Regions from separate parts of the Homo sapiens genome. Here region 2 is linked to region 1. Evidence: chromatin loops called from intact Hi-C (ENCODE). Cell type or tissue: A673. All regions are shown on one strand. Each heading gives the region's core, and the rest is flanking DNA. Links, peaks and the distances in the headings are about the cores only.

Evidence for each region. A loop is a pair of places that touch in the nucleus more often than their neighbours do. Peaks named below come from ENCODE experiments on the same cell type or tissue, not always from the same donor. Only the 100,000 strongest peaks of a DNase experiment are listed, where the experiment ranks them.
Region 2: it touches region 1 in a loop (2.4-fold over the local background); 2 of 110 quality-filtered maps call a loop at or near these places.

What each region holds. Positions count from the first base shown.
Region 1 is chr18:4,253,780-4,256,701 of GRCh38, forward strand. All of the region lies in intron 1 of DLGAP1 (DLG associated protein 1), which reads right to left. Among named protein-coding and RNA genes, the nearest start is that of DLGAP1-AS5, 9.4 kb to the right of the region's middle. In A673, for the core only: no CTCF peak of the experiment used is centred there; a DNase peak (open chromatin) is centred at 1,262.
Region 2 is chr18:4,105,419-4,108,340 of GRCh38, forward strand. All of the region lies in intron 2 of DLGAP1 (DLG associated protein 1), which reads right to left. Among named protein-coding and RNA genes, the nearest start is that of DLGAP1-AS4, 140 kb to the left of the region's middle. In A673, for the core only: a CTCF peak has its summit at 1,173 (motif pointing right); a DNase peak (open chromatin) is centred at 1,223.

The DNA of each region.
Region 1 (2,922 bases), core at 291-2,790:
TTTGGAACAGAAAAACATAAATACTTACCCAATCCCTGGTAGATTTTGCAAGAGACGAGACTCAATTCCACTGGAATTCAACTAAATTCCAGTGATTCCCTGATTTATATTTGTACTTTGTATGTTGTTTCTACTCGCTTCAGTTCTCAGGTTTGGCAGCCTGAGACTGCCACCTTCATGTCAGTCCCTTACTTTCCCCATTCCTTTCTGAAATTTTCATGCTTCAGTGAAGTGTTTCCACCCCTTCCACATAACCCATGATGCACAATAACTTTGAAGATCAGCACGTTTTTATTCTCCCACATTGTACTATGTCAGGCAGGGATTGTCAATAGGAGTAAGAACAAGACTCATCCACGGCACAAGTTTCACAGAAGGTACCTTCCTCTTACGAATTTGGAATCCTGATTTCTCGAAGTGATTGTCCCCTCCAAGTGCCATGATATACAGGTATCCTATTTTGTATAGAGAGCTGCTTCTGTTGATGATCCTAATTTTTAACAATTAAATGGAAACTGAAACTTGGGAACTGAAAGGTTGATTAGAGATGGACCAACCGGTCCAATCTGACTTAAAGGTAAGGACAGTTATGCCCAAAGAAAGTAAGTATCATGCTGATGGTTATTCGGCTTGTAAGCAGAAGCTTTATCACTCAAAATGTTAATTCTGAGATAGCCGGTTGTTCTTAATTGAGTCAGGTCGAATATCTAGGTCTTATTAAACTCAATCAGGACTTCTCCAAAACATCACTTTTATCTCCAGGTATATTTGTCCTGCATTTGGGAGCACTACCCAAAATCTAAAATAATGCTCAGAACCATATCATCTCATATTATCCAGAGGACAGACATTGAGACCAAATTCTAAGGTCAGGAAGCAAGAAATATGCATGTTTTTGTGTTCTGGTTTATGAAAATTGGAAAGAGACTAAAGTGAACACATTTCCTTCCCATATGACTCTACTTCCTAATTCTCAGAGAAACACACAATGAATCAAGAAAAGCTTTGGAGTTCCCTTTGATTCTTTGACAGCTGTAGAAACACGAATGAATAAGACAGGACCTGAAGTAGCTTCCTTGCAGAGGAAATACTGACATACAAAAACATGAATCAAGACAGTCTGTAGTAAGGTGCTAAACTGTATGCAACAGAATGGAGTTCAATGGAACGTAATCTAGGAAGACACGCTGAGCCTTGAAGAGGCCAAGGGAGAAAGCATAAAGGAATGCACAGAATTAGCATGATGGACTAGTGAGGAAACCAGCCTGGGCAAAGCAGAGCCGAGTGCTGGGGCACAGCAGGAAATAAGGCAGGAATTAGTTTTACGTACGCCCGATTAAAACCTCTGCACAGAGATTTAGACTTGATGCATTATGGAAAAGAGCGCACAGTCAAGTTCATCTATCCTTTAGATTGCCTTCTGCCATGACTTACTGAACTACTTGAGAAGCAGAGGTGGAAACAAGGAAGCTGCCAAATGAATATGAAAACTCATTTTCATTAGTCCTAAGTGGCAGATTTCTGAGCTCTTAATTCTTGTGTTTATTCAACAGAATATTGCTGTCCATCTTTTCCCCAAGTAAACTGTATTTTTCTTCTCTCCTTTTGTTTCGACTTTCTTTTAAACTGACTCTCTCTCTATGTTACTCTCTCTCTTTGCAACTCTATGTATATACAGCCAAAAGAGAGATATACATATATATATATATTTATATACAGATGAAAAAAAAAATATATATATATACAATTTTCTTTCCAACTGTAGTCATTAGTGACCACTATTTTCCCTATTCAGTAAAGTGCCAATTTTAAGCATGGGGAAAAGAGCACCACCAATGAAACCCCGCATCTTTCTGCACAGTTCCATCTATCCTGAAATCTGGGCTATTGCTTAGAAATCATCTCCACATATGTCAGGTCTAACACTGAAGCCAGGAGTTGTTACTACCTAAACCTCTAAGTGAAATGATAAAAACTATACTTTTCCCCAAATAAACTAAATATAAATTTAATGTTTTTTAACTTTTGAAAGAGAAAACATATAAAAAAGCTATTTTTAACATAAAATATTAGAGATATTTTATCTAGAAAATTTCAACAAATCCTAAGGAAATTCAATATCAATCATTATTTGGTTTCTTTAGTGAGAGAATGAAAGGTCCGATTTTACCACCCTAACCAAGTTTCTTTTAATACTTATGTGTAAGAACAAGGACTGAAGGGAAGCACAGAGGGCTCTGACAACTCAAGGCAGCTAATAAGGATGTAGATGCTAATTCAAGCTGAACCACTGACTCTCCACATTACTATAAGCAAATCATTCTGATGCCCTGCTCTTCTGGCCAGTCCTGGGGCCACAGTGAATCAAAAGCAATACTATATAATAGAAATCATACTTCTTCTGAGATCAGCTTGGGCAACAAAATGAGATGCCATCTCTACAACAAACACACACACAAACAAACAAAACATTAGCTGGGCATGGTGGCTCACGCCTGTGTTCCCAGCTACTCAAGAGGCTTAGGTGGAAGTATTGCTTGAGCCCAGGAGGTCGAGGTTACAGTGAACTATGACTGCATTACTGCATTCCAGCCTGGGTGACACAGTGAGATCCCCTCTATAATAAATAAATAAATACATAAAATAAAACAAAAATCATACCTCCGTATATAAGTTCTCCTACTTAAACAGAATTTCTTTTACTCCACTGTGTTTTGTAAAATTTACTCAGACTTACTCAACTTAGATTCCTTAGGGGGAAATATGTGGGTATGTGTGCATGTGTATATATTAAAATGTACTCAACTCAAGGTCCTTCTGGGGAAAATCATACATACGTGCTGAAGTTTTCATTTTCTTGTTACATGAGTTTTTTTTAATAATATAATCTTTGATAAAATATTTCAGATTATACTAATATGC
Region 2 (2,922 bases), core at 147-2,646, 150 kb before region 1:
TATTTCAGAGGTGGAAAGACCATTGTAAATTAAACTGTAAATTTAGTCTAAATCTCACTTCACATTACTTCTGATATTTTTAGCAACACTACTTAAATTCATATTATACTCACTTATCGTTGAGTTTGTGAATAACATGTATTTACTTCAACTTATAAATTTTGATATAACCTTTGAACTTTTGGGTTAACCCAAAGAAACATGTAAATGGCAGAAATGTATTGCTATTTAAAGTAATTTAAATGCGATCTATTTCTACAAATGTTTGTTGCTTTTTTATCTCTGATATCCAAAAATCAGGAGAAAAGGAGGCCTTAAAAGTTGTAATTAGGCCGGGCGCGGTGGCTCACGCCTGTAATCCCAGCACTTTGGGAGGCCGAGGTGGGCGGATCATGAGGTCAGGAGATCGAGACCATCCTGGCTAACACGGTGAAACCCCGTCTCTACTAAAAATACAAAAAAAATTAGCCGGGCGTGGTGGCGGGCACCTGTAGTCCCAGCTACTCGGGAGGCCGAGGCAGGAGAATGGCGTGAACCCGGGAGGCGGAGCTTGCAGTGAACCGAGATCGCGCCACTGCACTCCAGCCTGGGCGACAGAGCGAGGGTCCGTCTCAAAAAAAAAAAAAAAAAAAAAAAAAAAAGTTGCAATTAAACTAAAAACTGCTTAATTTTTAAAAAAGGTTTTTGTTTTGTTTTGTTTTAAGAAGTAGCAGTTGGTAACTGTCTCTAGCTCAGAGACAATACATGGCCAGGAAAAGATTGCTCATCTCAACTCAGAGGATAAGGGCCACAAAACAGCACGTTCAGTGCCAAGAAACCTACGATGTGGCTGTAGCTCACACAGAAGCCCGGGTTCTAGTCCTGAGACCTCCAAGGGAAACTTCTGCCCTTGGAAATTCACCCCTTTTCCAATCATTACGCTAGTATTTCATTGGCAGAAAGGCAGGCTGCACAATCAGCTGTCATGCCCCCAGCCCTGCATGCATCACCTTTCCACATTCCGTGGGTGTAGGACGAGGCTAGGGCGAGGAGTGGGTAGAAGAAATTGTATTTGCCTTTGGTAATTTTAAGTTTGACCACTGCATTGCGTTTAGCTGTTTTAACTGTGCAGGTCAGAAAATGTGCCCAGGTTTGCTAAAATAAATGCATAAATGCAACTCACGAAGTGCCAGTAGTACTTCCTTCAGCCGGCAGAGGGCAGAACAGAGGAACAGAACTTCACAAAGCAAGGCGCTGCCTGTCTTCTCAGACCAAAACACAAACCAGAAGCTGTGTTTTCCTTTGTTTCTTCAGAAAAGTTGTACGTAGAAGAATAGCATTTTTGAAGGAGGACTTTCACCAAAGCTTTTAATATCAGAATAATATATCCACTTTAGTATTTGATGTGTCCAGTGTCAAGACATCCAGATTCACCCAAACTGTGGCAGGGATGAGGCAGGAGAGACCCGAATACAGAGCTGTCCAGTGTGCCAATTTCAGTCAATTCTTAGATCAATCCGGAGTGTATAATTCTCAGAAAGGAAAAGATTTGTGGATTTTGTTATAGTTGTTTCATGCCAATGAACGTTCTCGTCACATTCTGATCGTTTAAAATAAAATGCACTAGATTTACTTTAACACTTTGGTCTCTGAAAGAGAAAGAAAGCCACGCGGCTTAATAAAAGCAACCCAATGCAAGTATTTGTTTTAAAACTGCCTAGCTAAAACACAGCGCCGCTGGATTACAATTGCCTCTTTGCTGAAGCAAAACACACATGGTGCTTAGATTCTACTTCAGCCTGAACTCCTTTTGAAAGGAAAGGGAGAAAGCTGTAGTGGAATGTGATTCACAATTCAGCCTTTCTATAAGGCCTGACACTCCCATGAGGCTTAAATGGAATCACACAGTGAATTTTCCACCGGCGAAATTTACTAGGGAAAGCCGTCTGGAAGCTGTCTTTTAGTAGAAGCACAGGAAGCCCGTGCGATCGATGAAGAATACCGACCCTCCTCTAGCTACGTCTGGCTCCCCTTTCCCTATCCTGCTTCCCAATGTACTTGTTCCCCATGACCCAGAATGGATTACAATGCCTTCTGCCTCACCATTATGAAAAAAGGGATTTCAGGGTTTCTTTCTGGGGGGATGAAATTGAAAGGTTTTAATATTTAGGCTGTAGTGATGGTTGCGTAGCACTGCTAATAAATATACCAAAAACCGTTGAACTACACATTTTAAATTGGTGAACTGAGTGATGTGTAAATTATTTCTTAACAAAGCTGTTAAAAATAAATTGATTTATCTCTCTACGATAGAAATGAATGTAATGTAATGAATAGTAATATTGAAACTCGCTTGCTTTTTAGCTAAAATGAGAGTCAAAGCAACATTATTTGATTGCCAGATTCTATTTCCTTTTAAGTTTTTTATTCTTCCATTTGGTGTTTGTGTGTCTGATTTTCTTTCTAGATTTTTCTTTTAGTGTTTCAGGTCCGAAGAAAAATCTTGGTTTTTGTTTATTTACTCTAAGAATTGAAAAATCTATAGATGGGGTGCAGAAAATGCTACCTCAAAATATAGCCCCTAGGCATACTGAGTAACTTGAGAAAACAGTGGAAGCAGGGACATCTCTGACTTTCTCCTATTCCCTCTCTCCTGAAGCAGATCATAGAAACTGACATTCTTCTGTCCCCTGACTCCCCTGAAGTGGGCCATAGAAGCTAGAATTCCCTTCATACCTTCTTCCCTGAAGTAGGTCATAAAACACAGGAAGACCACTCTCTGACCATCTACCTCTCTCCTCCCATAATAACCCTCATACCCTGAAGAAAGGAATGTCACACAGAGAGGACATGAAGAATCCAAACAGACAGGCCTTGTTCAGTTCCCCCAGCTTATCACCATTAGATCACACCCATTGGTCCTCCAATCACACTACTGTGTGA